Linked DNA regions of Mus musculus: region 1 is linked to region 2. Evidence: chromatin loops called from intact Hi-C (ENCODE). Cell type or tissue: heart. All regions are shown on one strand. Each heading gives the region's core, and the rest is flanking DNA. Links, peaks and the distances in the headings are about the cores only.

What was found. Hi-C counts contacts between places; a loop is a spot of excess contacts. Peaks named below come from ENCODE experiments on the same cell type or tissue, not always from the same donor. Only the 100,000 strongest peaks of a DNase experiment are listed, where the experiment ranks them.
Region 1: a loop joins it to region 2, with 6 times the contacts of the local background. A loop is called at or near these places in 5 of 42 quality-filtered maps.

What each region holds. Positions count from the first base shown.
Region 1 is chr7:72,158,029-72,174,367 of GRCm38, forward strand. It overlaps Mctp2 (multiple C2 domains, transmembrane 2), which reads right to left. Exons shown (of 23, transcript NM_001024703.1): 15 at 6,582-6,683; 16 at 5,170-5,244; 17 at 3,112-3,231. Among named protein-coding and RNA genes, the nearest start is that of Gm36696, 55 kb to the left of the region's middle. In heart, for the core only: no CTCF peak of the experiment used is centred there; a DNase peak (open chromatin) is centred at 8,223.
Region 2 is chr7:71,951,945-71,968,283 of GRCm38, forward strand. Gm36633 (predicted gene, 36633) reads right to left here and starts at 10,074. Exons shown (of 5, transcript NR_126483.1): 1 at 10,012-10,074; 2 at 6,589-6,732; 3 at 5,131-5,247; 4 at 4,823-4,932. 1700011C11Rik (RIKEN cDNA 1700011C11 gene) reads left to right here and starts at 9,231. Exons shown (of 3, transcript NR_126462.1): 1 at 9,231-9,312. In heart, for the core only: a CTCF peak has its summit at 11,638 (motif pointing left); DNase peaks (open chromatin) are centred at 8,897 and 11,697; H3K4me3 peaks cover 694 bases; H3K27ac peaks cover 1,319 bases.

The DNA.
Region 1 (16,339 bases), core at 5,001-13,000, 210 kb after region 2:
GGGAATAACAAGCCAATGAGTAATAAGCAGCAGCACTCTGCCCAGACTAGACAAGCCAAGAACCATTAACGGGTACCAGTGATGATATGCATATCATCCTCGTGGGGAAGGCCAGACAGAAAAGATGCTGAGCTTCCTTCGCTCAGCCTACTTGCATCTCTCTGGCTTAACTTAGATGAGGAGGTAAGATTCTGCAGATAGAAAATCTATAACAGAGTTCTACATATCCAGCATACCCAGCAGCAGCCCATATGTGTGTAGTTCCAATAGAGTTCTATGGGCAACTAACAAGCCTGTAGACTACACTAGAAATAAAACATGCCCTGTCAAAAAAAAGAGCTTAACTGCTCATGATGTAATTTTTTTCTCATGATGTAATTTTAACAGCAAAAAAAAAAAAAAACAGAAGTAGGGCAAATGTACACACACATATACACATAGGCATGCATGCACACAAGTGTGTGTGTGTGCACCCATTATTCTGCTCTTTAAATATATTACAATATAGTCCTGTATTTTAAAGAGCTGAAACTCTATAGGGATAATTCCAATGATAGCATATAGTAGCAGAAACCATATTCCATCAGCTTTGGGGCAGAAACTATCTTCCTTGCAGTGTCTTTGTGTCTCTGAGACCCACCATGACTAAACACTATGCATATGATATAAACATTTGTACTTGGAGTTTCAAATTCAAAGCAAAATGTGTCTAAATGCATTTTAAAATAGTACACTCAAGACAAGTAATACAGTTTGTATATACAGTAATCCTTCATTACACTTAGGGTTTAGGGCCAAGATACACACACACCCGTAGACACCCAACCGCCACAGATTCTCAAGTAATGTATATCCAGTCCCATCATCTGGACTACAACATATACATATGGGCAACTAACAAGCCTGTAGACTACACTAGAAATAAAACATGCCCTGTCAAAAAGAGCTTAGCTGCTCATGATGTCATTTTTCTCTCATGATGTAATTTTAACAAGAAGTAGAGCAAATACACACACACACACAGACATATACACTGGCACATGCACGTACATGTGCAAGTTTGTGGTGTGTGTGTGCGCGTGTGTGTGCACACATTATTCTGTTCTTTAAATACATTCTAAATTGCTTATGACATAAAATAAAATGAAAAACAAATATACATAGTTGCAATACTGTTTTATATGAGATGCAAAGACAGAGAAATGTTTGTCCTTGTTTCATGTGGATGCAATTTTTAAGAATATTTAGTTGTGCATGGTTGAATCTGTGATGTTCGAGTACAAGGGTACAAGTTGACTCTACAGTATTTGTGGCTAAACCTGATCTTTTTTCAGTGATGTATTGACATAAATATGCCTTTCATGCAAACAGTAGAGCCTGTCACAGTCTCATAAGCCCAGGTATTCTTGTATATTAGGCTACAATAAATCAGTTAGGAGAGGATGGTACTGTTGTCCGTCTGTCTGGGAGCCCTTGCTACCCAGGCACATTGTCACAGTTTCTTTCTAACAGTTTGGTGAAGGTTCTTTTCTGAGGTGGTGCCCAGCAGAGAGGACTCAGCCAAGGCAGAGGCAGTGGAGGAGAGGCCCCCTGTCAAGGTTCCCTTCCTGTCCAGAAGTCCTCTTTACCGGACAACCTGTTTCCCTTCATTTGTTTTAATCTTTCTTCAGATCAGCCCCGCAGCCCATTAATCATCTCTGTCATCCCCTTACTGAATCCAGGGCAACAGATCTGTTTTTCTAAAGTCTCAGAGCCAGAACTCAGTTGAAAAAAAAAGTGGGGGGGATCCTCTACTCCTCACATGGCTGGCCAGAGTGCTGGCTGGAGGCAGACACCAACTGTGTGCACTTTCCTCTGAGGGCCAGAACTGTACACAACAGTCCATGGAAAGTTTTGAAAGGGAACCTGGGTAGGAAGTGGATCTGAGGAGGTGGGAGAGGAGCCTGATATATGAAGCCACCAGCTGAATCGGGTGTAAGACAGCGAAATGGCTAAAAAAATGTCAGGACAATGACAGACACATAGATGTCCTGAAGTGATGCAAAATGAAAATAATCCAATCAAAATGGTACCCACTGTCAAAGAAAAAGTCTCTCATGGAGTTGACATATTGGTTCTATAAAATATGTGAAAATAACTTTGAGATCACAATGAAGCTCTAATATCTTGTATTCATATATAAATACACATATATTTATATAAGATATTATATATGTGACTATTATGCTATATTATCTCATATATATATATTTATGTAATATACACATCATGTAAATTAAGGTTGAAAATGCAATGCAAAAGAAAATATTGAGGATGTACTGTCAACATGAAACAGGAAAATCTGACTTGCCATGGATCATGATATATATAGTCTAGAACTATATTGCAATCTTTTATATAACTGTATAGAAACTGTATAGAAATTCACCATTAATACCAGATACAAAACACATAAAAGGAATCTGGAATGTTAATCTCCCCCATAGCAGACATTATCAGTCTGCTTAAGGACCAGTCCCTTTACAAATGAGAGCAAAGACGCCAGAGAAGCCAAGCAATGCTATGGTGCAAATGAGGATGTTCTTCAAGGACTCATGGACTCTCAGCGATAGACTCAACAATCTCTTGCAGCTCTTTGACACTATGATATTATTATGCTCATGAGAATGCAACAATGTTCTGACAAGTATTTCTCAAGTATGGTGTTGAGCCCCATTTAAATTTGCCATGATCTATTGTATCTAAAGCTTCATGTGTATACATATTTTTAATATTGAATTTTTTAATGATTGGCTGACAAACTAAAGTAGAACCACTCAGTTGAAATTTAGTCATACTGTTTCCAGCTGCCATTTTGAAAAATATTAATGGCCAGGTAAAGACTATATAAATATGCTTCAATAGCACCACAGAAACATATAGAGACTGGCTCTTTTAAGCTCAGCGAGAAATATTATATGGATAGCTTTTGAATAATTTAAAAGAATTCTTATGGGTCACCTTTACTCAGAGTCAGTCTTTGAAAGGCTAACCTCATATGTTACATTATAGAGAGATGAATGTATGTAAATAAACAGAAAATAATTTGAACATTAAAAAGAAAAATCTTACCACAAATGCTATTGTACTCCTTAATGTAGACTCCCATTGGAAGCAGCTTTTGAAGAACTGTACTGTGTTCCATATTGCCAAAGTGAGTCTTTTTACACGGTCTACATCTCTTGATAATATCTGTTTTTATAAAAAGATGGAAAAACAGACAGTTAGATTTACATGCTCTGGATATTCCCTAAGATCAGCTGCTGTAGTTGTTCAAATTATATTATGTACAGTACCATATATATATATATATTCCTATTGTCATCCATAGGAGACAAGCATATCCAACCTGTGTTAAGGCTCATTTTGTAAAAGAAAAAAAGAAGCTTGCTTTAGTAGTGTACAATACAGAATTCAACTGTCAAACAAGAACTGCAGCAACCTAGCATTTGGTATGTGTGAATACTGTGTGCATGCACATGCATGGGAGAGCACATACATATGTGTGTGTGTACATGGTGTGGCAGAGAGAGAGAGAGAGAGAGAGAGAGAGAGAGAGAGAGAGAGAGAGAGAGCGCAAAAAAAGAATAAAACAGAGACAGAATTGCAATGAGTGCCAAGTTATTATTTAGTATGGACGCAGATGGAAAGACCACCAGTAGGACAGGCCTAGCATCATCGCTATGTTAGTCCAAAAAGTATAGTTGTAGAAGTGGAATCCAGATTCCCCCTCCCCATTTCCCAGCTCTATCATCTTCAACACACTTTTCAACCTTTCTCCCAAAGTAGTACTGGCATTGTCTTTAACCTTACAGGTGGTTATTAGAATTCTTGTCTTTAGAGAACTGCCTATCTATCCTACAATAGATGGTTTTAAATATTTGTTTCAAAAGTAAAAATTTCAACTTTGTAACCTAGGGTACCCAGTGTTGTGCAGCACTGGAGGAGGGTCCTGACACACCCAGGGAGTTTAGTCCCAGATCTCCCCTCTATTCTCAGAGCCAAAGCCACCCCAGTGGTAACATTGTTTTGTAAAGGAAATGTCTTTTCTCCCACTGGGAGGCACAGTATTTTGATTTGCTTGCAAAGCAGTCACCCTGCCTACCTCCACTTAGGTTTTAACTTTCAAGTAAACAGAGCAAAAGACAAAAATAATAATAATAATAAAAATGAGGACATAGACTCGGATTACACACAATGACTATTGCACTCAAATGACTGTGGTACCAAAACCAAAACATGTTGATACTTTCCTCCAAAAGCCTGCTAAGTCCCTTCCCCAGCAAGGTGCCCAGAAGTTCATGGGAAACAAGAGGAAGAGAAGATGGCTTTATATTTAACTGCTTTGTGTCATGCACAGCTGCTCACCCCAGAGGAAGCTGTGGAAGTAATAAACATTTTTAGAGGGGGGACACTTTGTTCTTTGTTACACAACCGAAGAGGAACAATGGGTACTGGCTGAAATCCTGGCCTGTATCTAAAGAGGACAGGGAGGGGCTCAGAAGAAAGAAATGCAGAGGTCATGGGGTTTTTTGGTTTATAGTTCACCCCTACCCCAACCCCACTCAGTTTTAATGTGAAGATCCTCCCCCTAGTTCTGGATCTTTACTTTTTGTTAAACTGATAAGAGAAGAATTCCAGACAATGAGCAGAAAGAAAGACAGCTAATTCCATATGGGGTAAGATGCAAGCACACCCTAAATTTAAACCCAGAGAGTAACCTCAGCCCTAGGGGAATCTGAGGCTAGGAGCTTCCTTAGACCACTGGGAAATCCCTTCATCCAGTGAACGAGCAGAAAGCACTTGTCCTCATCTGTGAAGGGGAGAAAGAGAAATGCCACCAGTGAAAGGGACAAAGGCATTGAGGGTGTCTCTTTTAAAGAACTCCTCAGCGCACTGCAGAGCTCACACCCCCTCCTTCCTCCCAAGAATATGGAATATGCCACTCCTCATTGACCTGGCCCATTTTTGAGAGAAAAGACAAGAGAAAGAAGTGCAAAGATGAGTAGTCCAGATGAGAAGGGAGTGAGAGAGAAGAGGAAAAATAAAATAAAAGCCAGCAATGACTAAGAAGTACTTGGACGCTGGCTAATAAAGGTACTCAGAGGGCAGTTGGTGGGCGCCACCTACCTTTTTGGACAGCTTGCGGCTGTCTTCCACAAAGCGTTTTTCTCTTGGAGTGAAGGTCCTGATACTTGCTTTGACCTAGAAAAACATGGTTGTTACAAGGGCAGCATGCATAGACTTCATTCTCTCTCTGAGTATCTGAGAAAAGATCCCAGAAAATCGTACCTTATAACTCACAGGTAAAGGCCATGAGCCAGAAAGTGGTAGGTCCAGTCTTTCTTGGGCAGTTTCCTGAGTCTCGGGGCCATACAGTCCCTGATAAGCCAAGCTAGACCATGGATGGTCTTGTCACCACTTGGCTATATCCACAGAAGTATTTAAACCAGGACCAACACAGAGCTTCCTACATTTTCATGCTAATCTAAATGATGAAAATGTCCTCTCTCATTTTTGAACTAAACTTTAGACATTTGTACCTCAAAGAGGAAGGGCAGTTCTCAGTCCATTAAAACATTTCCACAGACAATCCCATTACCTCCAGTGACCTGAGAGAGCACACAAATGGGCCACGGTAGCTCCTTTACAAGGAGAAAACTAAGCCCCAGGGGAATTTACTGACGTGTTCAAACCAGCAGAGAAAGGGAAACCTTCAAAAAATGAAAGACAAATGTACTTCCACTGTGTCCGTGAACAAACATGTTTTCCACCTGAGACAGCACTTATGCCTTGGCTAAATAGCATAATCTCCATATAATCTATACACAAGTGCTTCCCAGAGGAAAGTAGTAGATTGGGAGAGGTCACCTCTCCTGCAGACTGGACAGATGGTCCATTTGAGCAGAAGAGGAAGAAACTGGGAAGAACACACACTCATATTGATGACTTGACCCCAATTTCAGCACTAGTGACAATTAAATATATATATGTGTGTGTGTGTGTGTGTATGTGTGTGTGTATATATATATATAGAGAGAGAGAGAGAGAGAGAAAGAGAGAGAGAGAGAGAGAGATGAAAGCTATGACATACATTGTTTTAGAGACTGCAGAGCTTGCCTATCATAGAATAAACAGATATACTATATATTATATGTAGATTATATGTGACATAAATTTTATGTTTCTAGAGTGGATTACATTTTTATATAATGTATCATCTCTTTATGTAATCTGTAGATGACATTTAGATATACAAAGTATTTATGAACCTATAGATATGCAAAGACTTTCCTTTATTTTTAATTATTCCCTTGACTTTTCGACTATTGTGAATTTAAGCCTCATCAATCCTGCTGGCTCAACTGTTTGAAAACTGGAACATTCAGCATGGATTTTACGACTGAGTTTTAAACACAGTCACCCCACCCATTCTCAAGCTTCAATCCTGAAATCTTTGACACTGATCTGAGTCTGAACAGGCTGAGCACCATGTGTTTCAGGTACTGAGAAGCTGGGAGGCACACCGGGAGGGCACTTACCGGATTATATATGAGGTCCAACTCTAAGTAAATAAGCCCTTTAAAAGCTTGCTCTAAGTCTTTATTCTTCAACACATAACAGTTTGGTTGTCCATCTCTAATCTGCGAGGAATAAAAAGCAAAGTATATATTAGTGCTATGATCTGTGTGTTTTCAATAGCAAAACCAAAACAACTAACTTTGACAAAGTTGGAAAGGTATTTAATTTTTTTTTTTTGCCTCTGCAAAAATGGATTTTACAACTCATTTTATATCTTCTGACATGACTTGGTAATTTATTTCCAGTTTTTATAGTGATCTCATTTTTTTTTACCACCATATGGTTACAGGTGAAGAAAATATTACTCAGGCACTAACTAAAAGATTAATCAACTTTTAATTTAGAATGAGATTATAATTGATAAGAAGATAAAGTAACAACCATCAGCTTAAAGTAGTATGTTGAAAGAAACCTAGTGGTACAGATTATGATATGATAACAGGACCCCTCCCCATTCTGGTGACCAAACTTTTCCACATATTCAAATATGATGAACTTTCTCCAAAATTTGTTGCCAATAATTCTAAAAATTGTCAAGTTATGGGGAAAAATGACAGAGTATAATACTGTTATGAATCAGAAAAGACTAGGATAATTAAATATATTTAGTACCATGAACTAGTTCCTGGAAGAGAAAAAATTATATTAATGAAGGACCAGCTAAAATCCAAATGAGGACCCAAGTTTACTTACTCATAACATACTACTATTGGTGACATTCTAGTGCTGGCAAATGCAACACAGTAATGTAAGATGCTAGCATGGGAAGAAAATAGAGAACTCTCTTTTCTTCACACTTTTCCTTTAAGTATAAAATTATTCCCAAAGAAGATTGAAGAATCATAAGGAAATGACTAAAGCAACTAATTTTTATTATATAGCTATCAGTGATTCTCTGGCCCTGAAACAACTCAAATTAATTAAATCAAATCTTAGCTGAGGTTAAGGTCAAGGTCCCAAATAAATCAAGTGACACAACATTACCTACACAACTTTGACAGTACCAAGTCACTCTGACCTCCGTCCTGCATGTCCCAGCACTTCCATGTACTATGCTAGCGACCTGCCATTCCCGGACTGTTTGATATCTAAGCAAACCCTTCCTATGGCAGCTCAGAAAGCCCTTGGCTTCCTTGAAAGGGCGCTATCTAAAGAAATCCTTGTTCTGTCTTCAGATTGAGGGCAGCCATGCTTTTTGTACAGAGCAGTAGTGGTGGACAGGCTGATGGCACTTGTGGCATTTAGAAAACACACTCTACTCTAAAAGAGCCTCAGCACAGCCTGAGCTTGTCCAACATTCTATTGTGACTCTAGTGCTTAATAATTCAAATAACTTGGGAAATTGGAAGGCCAGGAATCTGAGCCATATTTTAAATGACTATTGCTGTCACCACAATCATTCACACAAGTGGTCTTATAAACACTGGTGGAAATGCGTTGAGTAAGTCACGGTGGGGAAACAGCAATTCCACTTTACAAGGGAGAGGTCATCTTCCTTCCCAAAGCACCCCACCTCTCAGATTGAATAGCTTTCATACGGAAAGATGGCTTTCCTGGTCAGCGGCTGAGAGGAAGGGGGTGCCCCATAAAGTCCCGGCTTCCTTCCTCAACGGTGTCCAAACAGGATCCTCGGCTTCCGCTCTGGCACGGAGTCTCACTTAATAAATTGTGGGTGTTAAAGTTGAAAGACATAAAGACAAAAACAGCATGTCAATTTGCCAAGCTGAAGTACTTCCAACTTCAATTTGTTTCTGTCCTCAGTTCTTGTAATGTTAGCTTAAAATTTCCATGATTTCTTAAGGGCGAGGGAAGGTCAACAAAAGAACAAGAAGTGTCCATATAAAATTATTTCGTAGAAGGATTTTTTTTTAATTTGGTAAATGACCATTTCCTGTTACTCAATGTCCCTACCATTGTGTCAGCGAAATTCAGAATCCATGTAGGAACATTGAAGATAGCATCAAAAACAAAGATACAATGTAACATTTACTACTTTAATAGAAAATTTAATTGGAATACACAAATATTAAATGTTTGAAGATTATAAAATTAAAAACCTCTATTCCTCTTGAACATATATAAATATCACAATCCCTCTCCTGGATCAGGAATTAAATAGGATATTGGTACACATCTAACTCTTCTTTTATTTATTTTTTCTGAAGCTTTATATTCATAAAAAATAGACTTAAAAAAGTATTTAGATTTTGAGGCCCAACAAGCAGCTGACCAAGGCAGATGTAGACACTTACACCCAACCAATGGACTGAAGTCGGAGACGCCTGTGGTTTGAATTAAGGAAAGACTGGAAGAAGCTGAGGAGGAGGGCAACCCCATAGGAAGACCAGCAGTCTCAGCTGACCTGGACCTCCAAGATCTCTCAGACACTAAGCCACCAACCAGACAGCATACACTAGCTGATATGAGACCCCACAACACATATGCAGCAGAGGACTGTCTGGTCTGGCCTCAGTGAGAGAAGATGCATCTAACCCTTGAGAGACTTGAGGCCCCAGGGAGTGGGAAGGCCTGGCAGTGGGGGGGGGGGGGGGGTGGAGATGGTTTGTGTGTGTGGGGGGGGCATCCTCTTGGAGACTGGTGGACAAGAAATGGGATGAGGAGCTGTCGGAGGGTTGACTGGGAATGGAATAATGACTGGACTGTAAAAAAATAAAAGATTAAAGATAATAAAATAAATGTTAAAAAAATACATGAAGTTTATAAGCTTATTTTGTAGCTACCAATGTAATTTCATGGCATTATGTTACATATGCCCCTTTTTATGGGGTTATAGTGTTCAAAATGAAAAGCAGCTAGAGTGCCATCACCATAAATACTGAGACTAAAACAAAAGAGAATGTTCTGGAAAATACTTTCCAGGTCTATTATGAAACTGAACTGCCAACCCTTGAACAGAGGATGAAGATTTGGTGGGAAAAGCTAGGTGCATCTGCCCAGCTCCCGCACGATAGCACTCCATGAATGCTAAGCAAGCACACTGCATATGTAAGGCCACACTCAGGATTTATAGTGACAATTCTGAAGATTATTTTTAATACTAAAATTTAACAATTTTTATACAATAGGAAACTTAAAACACAGCCAAAAGAACATTTAGAGGTGAGAATCTGTCTCTACTATCAAGATAGCCGAAGCTAGAGCTGGAAACCACTCTCAGCTCACCCAGAAGAAACAATCATTGTAAATTCACAACAAAAGGAGATTTTTGCTGATTTGGAGAGTCTTCTGTGCTTACACCTGCTAAGACTACATTTCCACCAAACTAAGGTTCTCGGGGGCCTGGGGGGGGAGAAGGGGGAGGAAAGCCAGCTAATATATTAAACTTCAGTTCTGTAAGATAAAATATTGGAACAGATTTATTATATAATCTTTATATTCAACTGTGTAGGTAAGAAGGAAAATATTAGACCATAATTTAAGACATCCTCACAGGGTAATATAAAAGATATGTAATCTAATTAGGAATATATATTCTATAATTGGGAATAATACTTCTGGAATTATTAGGAACAAATTTCCCCATAGTTTAGAATAGCACCTTTCATGATGAGAAAGAAATGAGCTTTCCTACCTGCCTTCCATTACTTTCTGTCCTGTGAGTTACATGTCATCCATCTGGAGCACTGTAAAAGGTAACTCTTTGGTAATTCTCCAAACAGTTTAAAAGCTCCAGGAAGTCTGTTACTAAGTAATAATTTGAGATTTGGGATCAAAGAAAAATTACTATGAAAATTTATGTTACAAGGCCAGCCTGTAGCTGTCCCTATGAAGGGACGGGGGGCATTGGAGTCCCCTCCTTTCACCTCTGAACTCTGACTCTGCACAGATTGCAGAGAGAGGAAGTCACTTCCTTTAGTTGTATACCCTCTGCTGAGCCCACAGGGCCCCAAGGAAGAGCTCTAAAGACAATCACACAGATGGTGCTGCTTCATCTTGGTGGGCCACAGTCACATGGGCAGACGTGAATGTGAAAGACGGATTTGTGCAGAGGAAGGAAGATAGGATAAAAGGTGGCGGGAGATAAGAGCAGATAAGTGTTTGAAGTATACAGATATGTGTGTGTGTGTGTGTGTGTGTGTGTATGAAACTGCAAACAAATTAACTTACAAATTATCATGTTAATAGAATTTTTAATATATACCATAATTCTTAAACTAACATTTTTCTTCATGAAAGATTATTACCTCTGCTTACTCTTAAGCACAGTAAATATGAGAAACATTTTAAAAGTTGATAAGTTTTCTGAGTCACATGAATGCTCTATGAGTGACTCTTAAAGCCTAAAGTCATAGCCTGAATGTAATATACTTCAGCTAGGAGGACAAAGAAAAAAACTTTCCCAATTGCATTTTCTCCAAACAACCAATTATCTTTATTGTGATTCACCATAAAACTCTTTGATGTGATGTTTTACCAAAGTTAATCAGGGTCAATACGAAGGAGAGCTTAAGGAAGAAAGACATGCATTTAAGATCAAAATCCTGAGTGTAAAAAAAAAAAAAAATCGTATTGATTCCATCACTATTTGACCTTCTAATTAGAAAAGGCAGAATATTTGGATAAAGGCTATCTTCCTGTATCAAATACTATTCTCCATTCCATGTGACAAGAGAGAGAGAGAGAGAGAGAGAGAGAGAGAGAGGCAGACAGACAGACAGACAGACTGAGACTTTGACTTCATCATGGTACAGCAGCTGAACCCAGCTGAGGTACATGCTAAATGGCTCCCCAATAAATATGACAAGGAGAGACACACAGCTTGGCAAGAGGACAGTTAATACACATATAGCACTTCACATTCTGCATGCAGCTTGGAATCAGGCGTGGGTCCAGTGGTGTGAGTTACAAATAGCATGAGGGATTAGCATGGGAGTCTATGCTTAGCCCAGCAGAGAGAACAGCTACCAGGGAGCTACCGAGAACCATTTCCTTGGCCCTCACACCACATCTCACTTCTCTCCATGGCAGCTAGTCCTGTGCCAGAAGGCAAACTGAGATCTGAACTTGAAAAAGGACACAAAGCCTGGTGTGCTCATGGCTTCTCAGCCATTCTCCCTAAAATATGAGCTATTTCCACACAAACCATACAAATGATTCTAAATGTTATGGGAAAAATTATAAAAAATAACACTCATAAGGGAAATATGGAATTAATATCTTTGGACAAATGCATCTATAACTTGTAATATAAATAATTATTTCTGTCTCTTGTAAAACTAGAGTTTTACATACATCTCAATGACTTTCCAAACAGAATATCTATTCTGAGATCTATCTTGGATTTTACACTTACACTATCAAATGTATTTTTACATTTGGATAATTTTGGTATGATGTATTTTTTATTTATAATTTCTTTATATAAAAAAACTTTCACTTAAAAATTGAAATAGGACAGGCAATGTCTGAGGAAGACCCTAGAGGTAGATAAACTGAGTTCATATTTTAATTTGACTACAAGGTTAGATTGGAGAGGATTGTTTAAAATACTTAGCTCCTCTGTTCTTGTTTCTTAATTCTTAAATTGTAAATAATAAGGCTACATTATCTCAGAGGGAAAATACATGAACAACAGCCAGTCACAGTGGGGAATTCATAGGAATTATTAAATAGATGGCATATGTTTAATATCATCTCTTTTGGACTTAATCCATATGTACAGAGATTATATTTGTATATATATATATATATACAAAGGTATGTGTGTGAATATACTGGTAACACCAGAGCCTCAGACAGCCTGAGCAAGTATGCTCCCACTGAGCTATGGTCCACCTGCTATTTTCTCCTTTCCATTTTTTTTTAAACTAAGTTATTTAGCTTGGTGTTGAGTTCATCCTATAGCTCACAGAGGGCTTAGATTTTGCCATTCTCCTGCCTCAGCCTTCAGAGTATCTAGGATTACAGGCCACAACCTGGTTACAAGTATACCCTTCTTGAGTATATTTGATGAATTGTGTCATGGTTCTTTAAATTCACCCCAGTCATAAGCAGTTGTAGGCTGTGTTGAGTTGTTGACACATAGCTGTGTGTACCATTCACTCCTGAAGACATCCCCGTGATAGAATTGCTGATTCTTGAGGGGTGAATAATTTTGGGTTTCAACAAGTCTTATCAAGTCGGTCTCCTGAAATCCTTCAGGGCCTTTTTCCCTGTAATTTCCAGCCCAGGTCACTTTAGCTTAGAGAAATAAGCTGGGGCCTGGTATCTACTTTATGAAATCAGACAAATTTAGACTCAGTTCCCAATTCTGATATTCTGTGTCTGTATGACTGTACATAATTACTTTATCTCTGGGAGCCCAGGGTTCTTCTTTAAAATAGATACCCAGACTACAAATGTACAAGATGCATGTATGTGGCATTCTGAATCATTTTAATCCAAATAACTTTCCAACAGCATTTTAAGGCATCCCCTTTTTTTTTCCGTTTGATGATGAAAATCCTTAGTCGGGTTTGTTAATTCTGTTGCTTAAACTAATTGGAGCATTTATATTGTAACACAAGGTAAGGGAAGATGATGACTGGTCACAGTGTGCAAGGGCTAATTGCTTCGCATTTACCAGTTCACTTATCCTCTCAACATACATGTAAGAATTATCTTCATGTCAGCAAATAATAATCAAAGAGCAAGAAGTCAAGTCACTAGTAAAAACTGAGCCAAGTTACATGAGAAGCCAGTGGGTCAGCCCCCGATATATCAGTTTGTTCTACATTTTTAACCACCAAGACCATTACTAGATAAGGCATCTCTGTGCTGGGGGTTTCTTTTCTGGGTTAACTTTTCTGCCTAGTTGACGTGCCTTAGACTCAGTAATTAAAGACAATCCAGGCTGCCTGGAAACTTGTGTTCATAGGCTATAATTTTGCTTTTTATCCATTCTATCTTTTCTCTTTGAATTTACCATAGCAATTGGTGTTTTGGCTACATAGACTGATATCTGAGGATCTGAGGGATTTTGTCTCTTACTACTCATTTTCCATTTGCTCACTGAGGACTAAGTCCCTGCCCCACAGCCAGGCCTTTTGGTTTTTAGACTCACTGAGTTTAATAAGCATCACATGTTTGACCAGAGGATTGGAATTATTCATTGAAGAGTGGTAGGCTTGACAGTGGATACACACCTGAACACAATTAATACCCTTCTCAGAATCCACTGATATCCCATAGTTAGCAAAGAGGGGTAGGAATACATGGGTCCCTTCCAGATTCCTAATTAACTATTTACAGGATCTAGTCTTGCGCCATTTGCAGACCACTGCAGCTGCTGTGAAATTATGGCTACATTGTCTATATTACTTCTAGAAAGAGAGCATTTGACTTTCCTTCTCCCTATTTTCAGGCTCTTAGATTTTTTTCCGAACCCCTCTTCTACAATATTCAATCAGCTTTAATGGAAGTGGTACAAATGGCCTATATAGGTCTATACACAGAGATCCCTTATTCTTAGAACACTAATCAGCCATCATCTCTATATTCAGATAAGTTTCTCTTATTAAGGTTGGGCCTACCAGTTTTCTCTTGGCATAAGTAAATCTAGAAGGCATTTTAGTACCATGTCAATTCTGATAAACAGTAGTAAAATCACCATGAGGGCCTAAAATTTCCCCAGCTATGGGATTATGAGCTATGAAGTGGGCCTTAAGTACCATCAGAATATAGTTGGTTCCCACTATAACAGTCATGCCCCTACTGCACCAGTGGATACACCTTGCTTGGTAGATTAGTATTGTAGTCCGTGGGTTCAGCACTGTATGACATCATCAGTCTTCAGCAGACTGCACATTGCATGAAAATGAAAGCTTGGAAGCAGGTAGAAAGCTTCCAGCTCTGTTCCTACTTAGTGTATCTTGCAAGTAAAGTATGTAGGATCTTCAGCAATATAATCTTATCAAACAGTTCTTTTGGTCATTGAGAGGAATCAAAAAAAAAAAACTTGCATTCTTTTAAATGTCCACTGTTTATTATCTTGAAATTACGTTTTTGCTTAGTGGAATATTTTACCCTAACTCCCTAAGCAGCTGTTTATAGTTCTCTTAACAAATCTTTTATCCTATACACAGTAATGCCATGTTACACATTTATTTAATGTTATATGATCTCTAATTTGTATTCTATTCTTCAATAATGTTCTATAGACTTAGACATAAACTTCTGTTCGTTTTATGTTATAGTTGTTGGTGTTTTTACGTTTTAAATGAATATAGCTATTGATATTGCTTTCTTATGTATCTCATTGATGTCTTATATTCTGTTATTTACCAACTATTTATGTTTACAGATATCTGAAATTATGAGATAACCCCCTTTTAAAAATACGATTTCTTAGTTAAGATGTACATAATGTTTTCTTCCATAAATTTTATATTGCTTGTATACTACCATCATATCATCATTTAAGAGTGCATGGGGCTATGAGACCATGGACTGAAACTTCTGAACCAGCAGCCAAAATAAGTATTTCTTGTCTATGAAATATATTTTGGTCAAGGTGCCAAAAAAAAAAACCCCAACTAATAGATTGATAAAGGACTGGACTACTTTATCCATAATCAGGAGTGAGAGTAGAGTCTTTCCAAGTATCCCTTCCACATCTCGTGATACTGCTGGGAACAACTCACTTTCAATACATCATTGCTACCAATTACACAGAACCTTTGCTAATGGAATGAGCCCTTCTCATACACAAGAAACATGCTTTTCTTTTTCACAAATCTTTCTTCTTGCTATGATTTACTATAATTAAAAGTAATACTATAATACATTTTTTCAGTTTTTATGCTCATAATGCATTAAAATAGTATCAGAAGTACTCAGCCCCTTGGGATTTTTGAAACACAATCAACATGTTATTTTCTTGATGGCCAGAGAAGAGAATGCAGAGAGAAAAGGTTAGAATCATTTGAAAAGTTATAACTGATAATTTTCACTGTCATCATATTCACTATCTGATATCCAAATCCCTTTAATTAGACTTTTAAAGATAACTTTCTTTGGTCTTTTGTTGCATATTCTTTCTTCCAAGTGTTGGGCTGCCTTATAGTTCCTTTGGGAAGAGTAAATATCTGCATAGCCCTTGGGTCATCTCTCATCTGCTTCTATAGTTCTGCCTGCTCTCTTGGTCTCTCGCTGAGAACTGGGGCTGATATTCATAATTGCATCTTGCTTATTGTGTCTCATTCTACCTACATTTTTTCTTTAACCCTAGAAGTGGTTTGTCAGTTCTACTAATATTTTTAGAGGGGTATACTAGTCTCGGTCTTATCCTGTCTACTGCTCCACTGTTGGAATACCTTCTTTCTCATTTTGTGCTGTTTCCTTTTGCCTCAGGGCTGGCAGAGAACTCACAGTGTCCCACTTGCTAGGCTAGTACTCTGCCACCGCACTACGCTGCTCAACCTATTTCATGGACATTGCTTCTCTTTATCAATTGTTTTCTAGTTTTCTTAATTGTATATATTCCTTTTTATTGAGTTGTTTACTTGAATTTCAAACTTTATGTACAGTTACTAAACCTATCAAGGTACAACTATGCTTTTGGCCATGTGCATAGTTTTCTGTAGTGTTGTTGGAAGTTTTAAGCATCCTCTAATTGCAGCCTTGCAATGTGCATTGACTAAATCAAAAAATTTTTTTCTTTCATAGCCAGGTTGTTTGATATTTCTTTGTTTCTCCTCTGATAGCATATAAAAAGGAT
Region 2 (16,339 bases), core at 5,575-13,574:
AATACCCATGGAAGGAGTTACAGAGACAAAGTTTCTAGCAGAGACTGAAGGAATGTTCATCCAGAAACTGCCCCACCTGGGGATCTATGCCATAAACAACCACCAAACCCAGACACCAACAGTTGCAGATGCCAATAAGAGCTTGCTGACAGGAGCCTGATATAGCTGGCTCCTGAAAGGCTCTGCCATTGCCTGACTAATACAGAAGTGGATGCACACAGCCATCCATTAGATGGAGCATAGGGTCCCCAATGAAGGAGCTAGAGAAAGTACCCAAGGTGCTGAAGGGGTTTGTAGCCCCCTAGGAGGAACAACAATATGAACTAACCAGTACCCCCAGAGCTCCCTGGGACTAAACCACCAATCAAAGAGAATACACAGAGGGACTCATGGCTATACTTTCATATGTAGTAGAGCATGGCCTAGTCAGTCATCAATGAGAGGAGAGGTCCTTGGTCCTGTGATGGTTCTGTGCCCCAGTATGGGGAAATGCTTGGGCCAGGAAGCAGGAGTGAGTGGGTTGGGGAGCAGCAGCATGGGGAGGGGGAAGAGGATAGGGGATTTTTGGAGGGGAAACTAGGAAAGGGGATAACATTTGAAATGTAAATAAAGAAAATATCTAATAAAAAATATATAAGCCCATTTTTTGGCAACAAATAAATGACAGAAAATAAATAAATGTTACTCCAAGTAAAATAGCATTAAGGAAATTATTTCATGGGACAAATGCAAACTGTTACTAAAATATTAGAAGTGTAGAACAAATAAAAATAGAGAAAAATACTGTTTTTGCTCCATTTTTACGTTAGTTGTATAGAAAGCACCACCAGTAACTCAAGGACCAAACGCAAAAAAGAAAATAGTTTAGTTTTGTTCTTACAAAGTCTGATATGAAAGCTCATATCTGGCTGTTTCTTGTGAAACTTTTTCCTTCACAGTAGTCATTTGGCCTGAGTACCACTTATGTCATCTTTAGTCCTCTTCTGGGTCCTCTGTTTTCAATAAGCTAACAGGCTTATGATAGAGCATAAAGCAATCTCTTCAGATGGAGTCCTTGCAGCAATCAGAGCCTGCATGGGTTGTAGCAGGTCCTATGCATGTATACTGTGGCTGTTGGTGCTTTTGTGGGACTCCTAACAGTGGAAGCAGGGGTGCCTCTGACTCTTTTGCCTGCTCTCAAGATTTTCTTCCGCCTATTGGGTTGCTTGAGCCAGCCTCAGTAGAAAAACTTTTGCCTTATTATATCTTGTTTCATCCTGTTTGGTGGTAGTCTCTTAGAGGCCTGCTACTTCCTGAAGAGAAAATGGAGTGAGGGTGGATCTGGGGGAGAGGGAAGGAGTAGGGAGAGGGAAATCTGTGGTTGGGATGTACTGTATGAGAGATGTACAGTAAAAAAAGTAGTAATGGGAAAAAGTGAAGTTCTTTAGAATTCTCAATTACCAGGTTTTCATAAACTCTAGGCAAGTTTGACTGTTCTTAAACTCAAGACAATTCTTCATCCAGAGTCAAAGTGGATTGAGATCTGAGCTTTACATTATGTATAAGAATAGCAAGACTCTCAGATGTTAGACAGCTGCAGTCCCTCCTGTGCTGGTATGATCCTTACCACTTTAGAGCAGGGACATAACCCTACCTCTCATCCTATAGACTTTACAGTCTCAAATGCAAGTGATTAATTACTTCAAATTACCCTAAAACACAGTAGATTTAAAAAATAGCATTCATTTCTATAGGTCAAGGATCCATGTGGGTCTAATGGGGAGATCTTCTGGCACCGGAGATTCCATCAGCTGCAATTAGGTCATGCATTGCCTGCAGGGTGGTAAGTTGCGTTGTGTTACCATGACCATGGAAATAGTGGCCCCAATACTTGAAACAGTTGAAGAGAGGAAGAAAATACAACTACAAGGAAATGAGAGATTTAAAAGAAAAACTAGAAATCCCTCCAGGATGATGATCATGCCTATGGGGGAGATGAAATTTGAGAAGTAAATGAGAAGATATGTGTAGTATGACTGATTCTGCCAAACTCAGAGTCAGTCCACAAGCTTCTGAGAGGCCTTGAGGATTCTCGACCAAGGATCACCCCTAAACTATCAAAAGCTCATTATGTGACAGCCAATGAGCTCTCCTTGAGAGTCCTCTCCTTACTTCACCGCTCATCTAATCTGAGTAGACACCAGAAATCCCCCTGGGTCCCAGTTACAACACTGCTCAAAGAGATGGCATTACAAGCACAGAAAATTAAGAAGACAAAAGATCACACCTGCCCTAAAAATGTTACACTGTGTAATTTGGAACAGAAAGCTTCCTTTCTCTGCACATAAAAACAGCCTGTATACCAAATTCTGAGAGTGCAAGGTACTTTAAAGCTATTAAAACATACTAACAAATGTCTTAATTAGGGCAGGCACAAGAAGGTCCATTAATCTCCTTCTGGTCCCCTTTGAAATTGCTTCCCTCACTGATGTAGCCTTGGGTTCATTTCTACATTATCAACATTCTAGGACAACAAAATTAAAGCTCCCCCCTCCCCCAAATGAGATTCTACACACTAGCTGCTATTTATGACTCTCAAGATAGAAGCTACAACACAGTACATTTTGCTGGCCTCACTTCATAAATGTACTCTTGATTTTGTTTATTTCTTTACCCCTCCAATAGTTTTAACTTTGTTCACAATGCAAGAGAAGAAAGAATATGGGTTATTATTGTGGGTGGGTGGGTCTGAGAGAGGCAAACTTAAGGAAACTAGAACATTATGCAGTCCACAGCTGTCCAAAGCTGGAAGGAGAGAAGAATGACTAGAAATTATTTGTCCAACTTCCAGTCCTGCTCAGATATTTGCATGGAGCTATCCTACATTAGCATGTTCTTTGCCTTGCTGCATCCTTTGTAGGATGACCCTATGCCAGGCCTGGGTCTCCTTCTACAAGAAGAAAGAATTCTTCCTGTACCTAGCTAGCTAGGGTGATGAAGAAGGTTACCTAAACATGGATAAAAGTGGTATCCAAGGGCTCTGAAGACCCGTTTCAGGGTTGAGAGCTGGGGAGGTAGGATTCCCTATATATATAGAGAGACAAAAAAGGTGAAATACTGGTTTTCAGGCCAGCAGGCATGTGGGTAGCCTCATGCTGACAGCATTTTTGTGTAAAATTTTTGCTCATCTATGTTGAGTTGGTTTAACAGAGGACACACCCTGGATATCTTAAATTTTCAGTGGATGAGTTTGAGTGAGGAGGTTAGAATTTAGTATCGAAGCTAGAGATATAGACAGAGTGAACATGACAGAGATTACAGGGTGTTTTATGAAGGGAAAGAGCAAAAGGAAGGAAAACAGTGGCAGCAGGAAAGTTCCATTCTCTAGGTCTTTAATGGAGTCAGGAGTCACATAGGCTTCTTCTGGGGAGTGCCTAGAGGTCAATTCCTTCACTGCATTTAACCTCACAACCTCCCACATTTCCTTTGTTTTTGCCAGAATGAGACTGGTATCATAGTACATGCTCTGATCCATGGTCTGAGATCTAATCTGTGGGCTGAAGCTTGCTCCATTCCCCAAGCTCTAAAGTCTTTTCTGACTATCTATCACATACATGTATTCACACATGGAAACATAGTGTCATCTCTGTTTCTCAAAGAAGCCATGCTTTTGTCTAGCCCAGGGCCTTCCCACCTACTGACAGCTCCCAACTCCCCTCCAGAAGCACCACACTCTGTGATTTGGGTAGTCCTGAATTTTTTCCACCATTCAACTTACTGTTTAACCATCAGAAAAATCTTTGTCTTTCCCAGGGCACCATGCTACCATTATATGGATATATAGATATATACATAGATAGATATAGATATAGATGATATAGATATAGATAGATCTGTGTAGATATAGGTAGAGTTAGAGATAGAAACAGATATAGATAGATAGATACCTATATCTACATTTATAGTACTACTGTTTAAGCTGGCCTATCATCCAATTACTAAATTATTTATTTTCTTCTTTCTCTTATGACAGTGCCTGGGGCGGACGAAAAGTGTTTTAATGTGATATCATGACTTTAGACTGCATACTTAAAGGGATGTGTGGCACATCGCAGATGTCCAACACATTTATATTGAATGATGAAGCCTTGCAAATAGAGAGCTGAAGAACATGGATAAGCAGAGGCCCTGCTGATGAAGATCTGTCCTTTAGATCCCTTTTCTTCTGGATACATCCTTTCTCCCTCTGGCACAAACTCATCAACTGTGAAGGGACCCATCTGTACCATTGCGAGAAGCAGTTCCCCAGAGAGCTGGGAGTTGTAACTAGCTGTAGGCTTCCTCTGTGGGTGCTAGCCGACTCAAGATTCTCATTGCTCTGTCCCAGGAATATATCCACAGGATAGCCTTCATGTACAATAGCTGAGGCAGAGACCAGACAGGAGGCATTAAAAATTAAACAACAGAAGTGTCAATTGGCTTCCAATCTCAGGTTTATAGACATGAGAATGCTTAATGACAGGTGGCCTCTGTAACAGAGGTGGCCTCGGAGACACATTTCGCTTGATTTTATTTTTTAATTAACTTTTATTTTCAGTATTTTGTCCTTTTTCCTGCCCCTACTGGAATGAAATTTAAATAATAAAAGGCTCACCATGGTTTCCAGGGGGCTGGGAACAGCTCCTGCCCAGGCTGCAAGCATGGCAATCTACACATCTCTCTGCCTCTGAATTCTCCCACTGCCAACTGGCACACATGGTGTCCCTTGATAGGGCTCCCAAATGCAGTTCTTTAACCTAGAGTGCACTTCTTCACCACTTTCAACTGACAGCATCCTAATTACCTCTTTGGGGCACCCTGAAACAGCATTTCTTCCTGTTCTGGGTCTTCTCCATCCTCTGCAAGGCATGCCAGCAGGTTGAGTACACTTTATTCAGCATCTATCAACTGTACCTATAATACAGACATCGACTGAGTCTTCCTACATGGCATGAAAACAATTGTACTCGAAATTAAAATAGAGCCAGTATCAAATTGTGTATGTGTGTGTCTATAAAACATCCATTCACATATAAAGTGTAATAACACCAGCAAGTAACCTATAGAGCTTGTTTTCCTATGGATTCTGTTGTCCCACATCCATAATCTTACCTCAATTTTAGTCATTTGGGTTAAAGGCAGTGGGATTCTAGCCAGCTACTGAAGAAGTCCGTGCTGAGACCTTGAGGGATTCGGTAACTTTCCCAAGGTTGTACATATAGCTAATGGCTGAAATGACACAGATATGAACTTGAGCACTCAGACTCCAGAGCTGTTCTCCCCAACCCCATGTAAGACCAAAGCGTACAAGACTGCAGAATGAGGAAAGCAGAAAGAAATATAATTTGGGAAATATAATAGGAACTAGACTGTGCAGGATCTTAAATGCCATGAAAAGACATTTGGACCTTATTCTGTAAGTCAGAAAGAAATATCAGGTTTTGAACAAAAGGTCTTCGAATGAAAGGGTTGACAGCTTTAACCTGGTACTTCATCGCCTTATTCTAATTCAAAATTGTGTTGCATGATTTGTTTCTGGTGGCTCTTTCTTTCCTGAATCAATGTGCCACATTAACAGAATTTTTGCATAGTGTCCTCCATGCCCACAACAGTGGCTGGCATATGTAAAGTAATATCAGTTGTGACAAACCAAGAACACAAGGTTCAAAACTCATAAGGTGCCCCAACCTTGTACTCGGTAACCTTGAACCAAGCACACCTGACATCACCACCCAACACTATAAAGTTGCTACTGAGCAATAAAGGTGCCTAGATGTTAACTCTGTCCATTTCAACCCATTCTTCGGCACTTACTCAGAATGTAAACAATCTCTTTTGGTTTATTTGTAGACAAGACAGTCTTGTTCTAATACTGGTATGAGTTTGCTGCTCTCTACATTACCTGTTTTAAAAGGGAACCCTATCAGAAGAGACCACCTTGCTTGCCTCCTGTGCAACTCCCCTTTAACATTACTTGTTTTATCGATAGTGTTGCATCCAATAGCTTTAGTTGAACAGTACTGAGAGGAGACAAGGCAAAGGAACACTGTTGGCCCGTGAAGCCCCTCTTGAACACATGGGGTCCCTCGCTTCATTGCTTCCTCCACACTTAGTACAGAGCACTTAGCCTTCCATGGAATATTTGTATGCTCCATTTTCTGTGCCATTATGAAGGAGCTGAAGGTAAATGGAGTTCACTTTGGATAGGTGCTGTCATCACCCACTTACATGGTCCCCACCCTTCCTGCTTCCGAAAAGGGAAGTGCACATGCAAAGAGAATGAAGGTGTTTTCAAAGGAGCGGCCTGTTTCAGAGTCAGCTAGGCAAAGATAAATACCTTTGCTTGGAGTGTCAAACTGGTAAAGCATCATGGATTGAGCCATCAGGATGACATTTACTCAGTAAGGAAACAGCCTGGAAAAGCAGCATTCTGGACGTCCTGTTCATTGCTTCCTAAGACCTGGGGATTCTCCCTTCTCACACTTTTCAAAGGAAACTACTTGCTTTGTGACTGCCCTCAGGGATATTGTTAAGGTTGCCCATGCCTAGGTAGCTTAAAACAGTAGGTACCTTTGCTTATAACAATGCAGTTTGGGTTGGAATCGTCAGTAACAGCACATATCTGCTCTATAGAAATGAGTTCAGTCAACTCCACTGGGAAGCATTCAAGGTCCATTTGCAAGATGGAGCACTCACATGGTAGTCACGTGGCCTCTGAGAAAGGAAGTCAGGTCTATTGGTTAAGAGAGTGTCACTGCAGTTCCTTGCCAAATGGCCTCTCCAAAATACCAATTTTTCCTCACAATGGTGGCTTGTTTCTAAATGCCCCTGTCCCAAGAAAAGTAGAAGTCTGATCTGTTTAGATTTGGGACTAAACAAACATTAATAGCTGTGAAATGAATCTTGTTTTCTAAACTTCACTGGGACCTCAAAGATCAACACTTAGAATATCACTGGATTTGAACTGGAGTCTTAGTAAAGAAAGTCAAGTTCAGATATAGCTGCAGGGTGGACTAAAATCCAGTACGACTGGTGTTGCTGTATAGACCGGCAGTAGACACTAACAGAGAGGTGAAGACCTTGAGGACATTACAAGGCTATATGAGAAGATACCACACTCATCCAGAGATGGAAATTGGAATGATACTAAACCCACTGGGGAGACATCGAAAAGATGATGACACACAGTCCTCATGATGAAGAAGAAACACTTGGATCGTATCTTGGAATGAGAAGATGACCTATTTGCAGTAAGTCCCCTGGTCAGTGGGATTTTGTTACCGAAGTCCTAGAAAACTGACGCAGGGTCACATCATTTTAATCAAATTGTCCCAGTGCCAGCCAAAACTGTAGGGGAATTTCAGGAGGAAGTTCCAAAGAAGTTTCTGGATATTATTGAGTCACCATTGACATGGGAAAAGGGTCTCTGGTTGATTTGCTGTCCTATTACAATACCCATACCTGAAGCATGAGGGGTGCATAAGAAATATTTACCAAAAGAAAATGAACAAAATTTCCTCTCCATTTAATTTTTAATCTGTTTATTTTAAAGCAATCCTTCTGTATTTCCTTCTAAAAAATTCTACTGAGAGAATACAGACAAAAGGATTCCTTTGTGATTAGTGACACGGGTTTCTTTTTTGCTTTCTAACTCTCAAGATTATGAAGAAATAACTGGCTGGCTGACCCCTGAAGACTCACCCACTGTTTCATGGAAGGAAACTGAGTTTGAGTGCAACTCTGGGGATTGAGAAATGATCAAAGAATCAACCACTAGTGTGCATCTGGCTCCTCTTCTTGATAATGTAGGAGGAGCTTTGACACATTAGTTTCAACTCTGTGCTGAATCCCATTGGGCTGGGACTTCTTCATGGTAAGGCTCAGAAGCAGACTTATTCTCCATAGTTTCTAGACTTATTTGAGTTCAAGGAAGATTAAGGAGGAAAGGAGAAAGATGGAAGAGAATCAGAGATATAGCTGATATTGATAAAGCTCCTAAAATACTATGTACTGGGTATTCTACATGTGGTGTGTGTGTGTGTGTGTGTGTGTGTGTGTGTGTGTGTGTGTGTGTGTGTGTTGCATTTGTGTATGTGCAGGTTTGTGGGTATGAGGTCGCATGCATGCCTAATAGAGGATGTGAAGGTTAGAGAGCAATAACCAAAGTTGGCCCTTGCCTCTCTACCTGCTTTGAGAGAGGGTCTCTTTATTTCCAATGTGAGTGACAGGTATTCTACCTACATTACCTTTTTTAAATCAGCACAAAATTATTGTTATTATCCCCCTCTTTTCTGCCAGAAGAAAATGAGTCCTATATGCAACACTACTAGAGAATGTTGAGATTACAATTTATGTTCAAGTTCATAGAATGGCAAAGTCCATTTTATTTGGGACTCCACTGAGCTGCCCAATCAAACCAGAACCTCTGGGTGACATCAAATAGTGCTGTGTTCATGTGTGATGTCCTGGTAGTGCAGCAGACAGGATGGCAAGCCTGTCACTCTTAAATTTTCATCTCTATTCGGGAACAGTCTGGCTGGCTGCCTCATTCTTCTAATTCAAAGGATAAATTTCTCCCAAAGTGCACAAAACCCCACAGCACAGTTTCACCAACACACACACACACACACACACACACACACACACACACACACACACACACTTCCCCACTCTATGCTAGTCCAGTTAAATATACTATTGGCACTTTCTTAATAACTGTGGTCTCCAGAGAAAACCATGTGAAATGTATCAGTTTCTATCTACAACTGACAAAGGCAGGAGGAAAAAAGCCGTGGGAGGCTGTTATCCCAGCGGCCTGCCACCCGCCCTTTCCTGGCCAGCGTTCCTTTCCTGGATAGTTCCGGCTTAAGAAATGTTATTCACTCTGCTCCTCCCTCTCCCCCACCACCACGCCCCCATCTCAGCTTGATACTTGAAGCCTCAAAGTCTAGAGGAAGAAGGAAGAGAAGAGGGAGGGATAGGGGATAGGAGGGCATCACTGATAAGAACAAAGACCCGTTGAACTCCGGAAGCTTGTGGAGCATGCTGGCCAGAGGCACAGGCTTCCAGCAACATGAAAAGATGAGTTAGGAGGAGGAGGATTCCGGGAACTTCCTCTCCTTGTGGCGTGGCCAGGTCATAATGGTGCTGTGATTACACTGCCAAGGCTCATTAAAACAATAAACAAACCACAAAGGCAGTTACTAAGAGCCCTCCTCTCCTACTTACTTGCTGAAAGGGAAGAGGAGTGGAGCCCTGTTTGCTGCCATTTACCAGACCAGCTCCTGTAATCTGGTAATACTGAGAATGATTTAAAAATTAAAAAAAAGGGGGGGGGGAGCAGAAAGCCCGTACATTCTGCTGTATTTTGCAGGATGATTGGGAAGGAAGGAGGGAAGGCAGCTAAGTATTCAAGGAAAAGTATTGTAGGTGGATCTTTCTGGATAATGAGAAGATCTTGAGTTGAACATAAAGTCTACACTCAGAGTACAATTTTCTTTGGGCTCTATAAAAAAGCCCTAAGGTATGCTACCATGAATGAATGACTGGCAACAGTTTCCAAATGTGTTCCTGGGTGGTACATGCATCTGAATTAGTGAAGGAGGGGAGATGGAGAGCTGAAGACAACCAATTGGCATGTCAACATTTCCCATTTCTCTGGCACCTTTCTTCATCATCTCAAATCTCAAACAGCTTTGTTTTAAGACAGAACCAAATAACTCTATAATTTCAACAATGAAACCTAGGGGGATTTGAACCTAAACAGTCTATTTCTCAAATATAGTCTGACTAAGCTATAGGTCAGTCCACCTTCCTTTTCAAGTATCATGTAAATATATCACAAAAACAAGAACAAACAACAAGACCTTCAAACTGGAAATCCCCAGTTGTTCCTAATTCAGAATCAGCCCACATCCAAAGGTTCGAACTTGTGCTTAATGACACACCCGCCATGAAGTTCTGGCCCCCTCATCTTTCTGGTCTTTGCCCTACCTGTCTCAAACGTTAACCATCATGTACCCAGTGGTCTTCTCATTATGCTCTGAACAAGAGTGTGGAGAGGAACAAAAGGGCACCTTCACCTCAAGCCCTCTTGTAAGTGATGTTTCAGTTCAAGACTTATGAAAGCATATTTGAGGATAAGAGGCTTTGTTCGAGAATGATCCCTGTTTTAACACTTATTAGCAAGAAAATATCAACGAATATAAATATCGAAGGAAGAAAGAATGAAAGAAAGAGAGGAAGGAAGGAAGGAAGGAGGAAGGAAGGGAGGAAGGAAAGAAAGAAGGAAGGAAAGAAGGAAGGAAGGAAGGAAAGGAAGGAAGGAAGGAAGGAAGGAAGGAAGGAAGGAAGGAAGGAAGGAAGGAAGGAAGGATCTTAGGCAGAAAGAAAGCTGGATGAAGTAAAACTGGTAAGAAAACTGTCATTAACTTCTTGCAAGAGTTAAGGAAGATGAAATCTAAAGGAGTCAGCAGACCAGGTAATGTAAAATGAAAGTAAAAAATGTGGCCATCGAAATTATGACCTCTAGTTGTCAAAATCTTTTAGTCCCACAAAGGCCTGGGTCACTTGAGTTGACAGCAATCTTCTTCTGTCTGGACTCTTTCCTATCCTATACCTGTACCCGTGGAAGAGATTTCTCACATACAGCTTTTCTGTGTGATGGCTTTAGTACAGGAATAGAAATTTCTGATGCCAACCTATGTGCGGCTGAAGAGGACTCCACGCACTCCGTAGATGCTGCTTCCTACAATATCTCTGTAAATTGTTTGTTGGCTGTTGTTGTCTTCACGTCACAGACTGAGACACTGAGATACAAATAGACAAAGGAAGTGTTGAATGGTCAGACAACTATTTAAGCATAGCATAGCAATGGGGTCCAGAGACAGTAAGAGAGGCTCTGGGACTCTCTGCTTGTAATAATTACATGGTGCCCCATCTCTTCTTATATCTTATCACAGTGAGAGTGAATGAGTCCTTATTTTTTTTTATATATATCAGCAGTTCCACTGTCTAACCCTGGCCCTAGTTCATTGCAATAGAAAGGAAATTCAGCTTACTGTCAACACATTGGTTTCAAAGTCCGCTTAGTCACTGTGGAGCAGCGCAACATTCAGTAAGTCATTTAATATTTCAAAACCTCTGTTTCCCAGCCAAAAAAATTGACAAAATTCTGAAAAGATTATGGCAATAATGCATCCCAAATGCCAAGCATCCAATGTGTGGTCGGTACTTAACTAACATGCTTTATTAATGCAGAGTGAAAACTGTAGGTAGCAGACATCAGATTTTATTGTGTATATACATATTGTCTTGATGCCTTGCAACTGAAGATCAGAAAGAAATCCAGATGCTTCCTTAGTTGTGGTCTGAATAAGCAAACACATAAATAATGCCTATGTAATATAAATAACTCGTTCCAAAAGAGCATGGAAAAAAAAGCCTATTTGGCTCTGCGTGTACCTAAAAACCTTCTAAGTAGAATAGCACATGTCCTTTGATGTTGTGGTGACATTTAAAGTCTCCTTTAATATAACAAGTGATCTCTACATCCCTGAGGCTGCCCTAGTTCAAGGCCAGGGTGCAGTGTGAGGCTGACTGGAAGGTACACAGCACCACCTACTGAACTGGGATTTCCCACGTTTCAGATAAAGGTCGAACATGAGCTGTGTCAAGGCCGAGCCAAGACATTCATGTCCAAGTTTAAACAGATCTTAAGTGAAAGGGACAGGATCTTGAGCAAGACAATATCTCCAGGAAGGGAAGGGTTCCTTTTGCTTACAGTGCCTCTTTCTCTGTCACATATGAGCCATTGTTGGCATGTCCCACCGGAGGCAGGCAGCCCAGTGGCTCTTGTAGTAGTATCTTTGGTTAGGCACAGAACTGCAATTTCCTAGGGCTTGTTCTCCACGTAATTCAGCTGCATCTCACAGAGAAGGAACTTTCCTACAAACGCTGGTAGAGGACACAGGGTTCTTTGAAGTGTGTGGGCATTTGATCCACAAAACAGGTATCAGGATGCCCCAAAAGAGGGGATCAGTCATCAGAGTCTTCGCTTGTCTTCTCAACAAGCCACAAGCAAATGCTTTTGACCTATGGCTGAGTTTACCTATTTTCCTCTCTAGTAGCTGGGTGTCAGTTGAGGGGAAGGGTAGAAGAATACAATGTCTGCCTTGCAGTACTTGGCACTACTGATAGTTAAAATGTGAACTAGGTCATGGTGTACAGTGCAAGTATTGTGACCATTTGGGAGGTGAATATAATAATGTATTGGCCAAGCGGCTTGTAAGTGGAAGGTGGATTCTTCAGTGCCCAGGCCTGCTAATACCATATGAATCCCCTTCCTTGACCACCCTGACATCTTCCCTTTAACAAACCTGCCTCCACCATCCATCTCTTAAAACTCTGCTGTTGATGTTGTATGAGGCTGAGGACCCCAGAGAGCACAGCTTTAAAGCAGGGAAAAGCCCTGACTTGCTCTGCCTAGGAAGGCTTAGCACATAGCAGGGGTCTCCAAAAACACAAAGTCTTGCAATCTTTGCACCTACTACTTGTTCCCTTTTTAATGCAAAAGTGATGTCTATTTAGTGGAGAACACTCTTTGAATTTTGATCTGTTTCTTGGTTAGCAACCTTCTCTCATAGTATGGGGTGGGCTCAGTTCTCAAACAGCCAGGTAACCCTGAATTAAGTATCAGTACCCTGTGTCACTCTGAGATGGCAGGCTCTGTTTTTTGGAACATTGCCTGCCTGACCAGAAAAGAGTTTCAGCTTATGCCATGTTCAACTTTTAATAGGTTTCCTGGGAAATAACCCCATTGTAAGCCGACGGGTATGTAGAACTTTAGAGCCAGTGAAGGAAAACTCTGGCAGAGCAGTGTTCACAGGACAGCCGAGGGAAAGTCAGCTGTGGGGAGAAAGATTGGGACTAGATGGAAAGACAGAAAGGAGGCACTTGTGAAGGATTCAGCTCAACCAAAAAGTCACTGACACCGCCATCTCTGTTCCCAGCTACCCCTTGTTAGCTCTCTCAAGGCTCTCTAAGGAACCCAGTCCTTACAGGAGACTCTAGGAGAGCATGGGGGAGGGCTTCAGACTGCTGCATTTCCTTCCATCAACCTCAGCAGTTAAACTGTGTGAGCCCATGCTTCCAAGATACCTTGTAGTCCAAGCAGTCTCACCCACAATAGCTCTGTGGTCAGTGTGTGTGTGTGTCTGTGTGTGTGTGTGTGTGTGTGTGTGTTCTGTGTTATTTGGTCTTCCTGTCTCCTTTGGGGTATCAGTTTGTTATCTTGTTCCTTTCCTTTCTGCCTTTCTGATTCTCTCAGTCTGTTTCTCTCTCTCTCTCTCTCTCTCTCTCTCTCTCTCTCTCTCTCTCTCTCTGTATGTGTGTTTGTGTGTGTCTGTTTGTCTGTCTGTCTGTGTGCGTGTGTATATATGTGTGTGTGTGTGTGTCTGTCTCTGTCTCTCTGTCTCTCTGTGTGTGTGTGTGTGTGTGTGTGTGTGTGTCTTGCTCTGTCTTTGTACGTCTTCCTCTCTGAGTGTGTGTTTCTGTGTCTCTGGATCTGGATCTAGCTCCATCTAGCTCTGTCTCTGTCCCTCTCTGTGTGTCTTGCTCTGTGACTCTGATTGTATCCATAGCTGTGTTTGTGTTTGTCTCTCCCTTCCTGTAGTTTCTATCTCCTCTCCTGCTCTCTTTTCATCTCTGTGTGTGGCCCATTTGCTCTCAGTTTGCTCTGGGCTCCATTCATATTCTAGCAGCATTTAGCAAAAAAAAAAAAAAAAAAAAAAAAAGACTGTCTTTTCTTCCTATCTCTGCAACTCACCATTGACTCAGATCCCTGAAAAAAAAAAACTTGTTCTTTTTCTTACCGCCTTTCTGAATCTCTCAGTCTCTGTCTCACTCTCTCATTGTCTCTCTGTCTCTCTCTGTCTCTGTCTCTGTCTCTCTCTCTCTGTTTCTCTCTCTCTCTCTCTGTGTGTGTGTGTGTGTGTGTGTATTTTGTTCTATCTTTGTATTTCTTCCTCTCTGTGTACAACTTAAGCTCTGGAATACATATTTATTCTCAGAGCAGTACTCTGAGAGAAGCTGTACTTCTCTGGTCTGAAACGGTGAAGATCTGAAGGGAAGCACCCCATAACTCCACAGCCTCCTTCAGTCTTACTGGAAGGCCCAGAGATGTTATGGGTTCCTAGTGACTGAGAACTCCCCACATCCCTCACATTGGAGTGCCTGGAGCAGCCACTGGAGGGAGGGCTAGAAGAGCAACTCATCGAGACCATGCCCTCCTGTGTCTTCCTGGCCTCAAGTCCATGGCGTGGTGTCCTGACAGCTAACTAGCGCCTCTCTTTCTCTCTCTCTCTCTCTCTCTCTCTCTCTCTCTCTCTCTCTCTCTCTCTCTCTCTCTCTCCCTCTCTCTCTCTGGAACACAGCTTCCCAGACTGAGCTGTGCAGACCACAGTTTAGCGTTGCAGGTCAGAGTGCAGCTATCGTTATCATCTACCAACTGGCTGCCTGCCCTGGGCTTCATGACTCCCCCTTGTCTTGCAGACTCTGACTGGAGGGGCCAAGCACAAGGAACCACCCCACCCTCTCCACTGACCCTCCTCCTCCCCAAACAAAGGACTTAGAGAAGCAAGCAGCCTTCCAATACTTGCCTTACTTTTCAATTAATGAAACTCCGTATTATTACCTGATACCAGAGGGCACGTCCCGAAGTCCAGGAGACAAGGGTGACAGCTCATCAGCCTGTGGCACACATACACACACACACACACACACACACACACACACACACACACACACACACACACCCCACAGGCTTATCAAAGCCATCTTGTGAATCTTCAGTTGATTAAAGATGAAGATTGAAATGCATCCTAATAACCAGAAAATAACTTACATTCTAACATCTTGATTGTGCTAGATTCAAAGGGCAGCAAGATGTGTTGAAATGCACATATCTAATCACCGGCAGAATTAACAGATTTGCAGAGGTTCTGCTTGAGAACATTATGTGTTGCTGCAACACAGCATAATCAAATTCCCATTTAATTTCATTAATGCTAAAATTCAGACTATTTGCACATTTCCATTATTCCTAATATTAATTTGGGGGTTATTTGAAAAAGCACAGTTTTTAAATGGTTTCTCTCCCCTAGATATTTTTAAACCAAATTCATATGCATTAATATTGTGTTATTTGATTAAAAAAAGAACATACCCCTTTTCTTTTAATCTTCCTTTCCACAATCTAGCCCCCTTCTTATACATGGAGTTGGACGAGTCCCACAGGTGAGATTTCCTGTCTGGGCAAGTGGATGTACTCCAAATTGCTTTCCCATCTACCCCTCTTCTTCTCTATACCATGTTCTGTTACCTATGGAGTTCTTATATTGGCCCATTGTCCTTCATGGGTTGGCTAAGACCTTCACAGTTTCACTTCACCTTTCCCATTCCCAAACCTCGAAATTCAGAACTTGTGAATGTCAGTGTGTCCCTTCCATTCCCCTAAGAGTCCCGTGCGACAAAGCAGTATACCCTAACCAGTAACTCTATTTATGAGCACATTTCCTGGGACTGCCATTTGTTTTATTATCTAAAATCTCAGCATACTCTCAAGACATGCTAATTTTTTCCCATAATGCCCACATAAAGCTTCATTTTTGTTCAGGAACCTGGCTGTTTGGTTTCAAGTCTAAGCCAAGTCCTACTTTACGTTTCAGAGACTGACTGAGTCTCAAGTACTGGAGCTGCAGCTCCCTGGGCCTGAGCTCCCAGCCTGGGTCAGCCCTCACTTGCGAGCTGCATAGTCTCAGCTACTTCACTTAAACCTTCCGCACAGGGAGAGGGTGCTGCTTTAACATTTAGGGCCTTGTACACAAGATACGAAAAACCAGAACAAATAAAACAAATAAACACATGGGATTCACCACTGAACAAGTGTATTCAGATACAAGTATCAGAAATGAGATTCAAGCTGGCAATGGCGTATGGGCCCCAATGATATTTTATTCTTGGATACATTAACTTCCACACATTCATTCGTATTTATATACACATATATTGATTGATGACAGACAATATAATAAAGGAGTAGACTCTGTCATCTTTGTCTCTCTGAGACAAGTAAACAGAGAGATTAGCTGCACAATATGTTATATATTGGATTTTAAGTTCATCGTTTTGAACAAGAAGTTTATGGTATGAGTTAAGTTGCCATTGAGTTGTACAGATTGTAGGAAAACTTAGATTCTCATGAAGATTCAGTCATATCCATTACATCTCAGTCCAAGGTGACCCTGTACCCCTGTCCCAGATT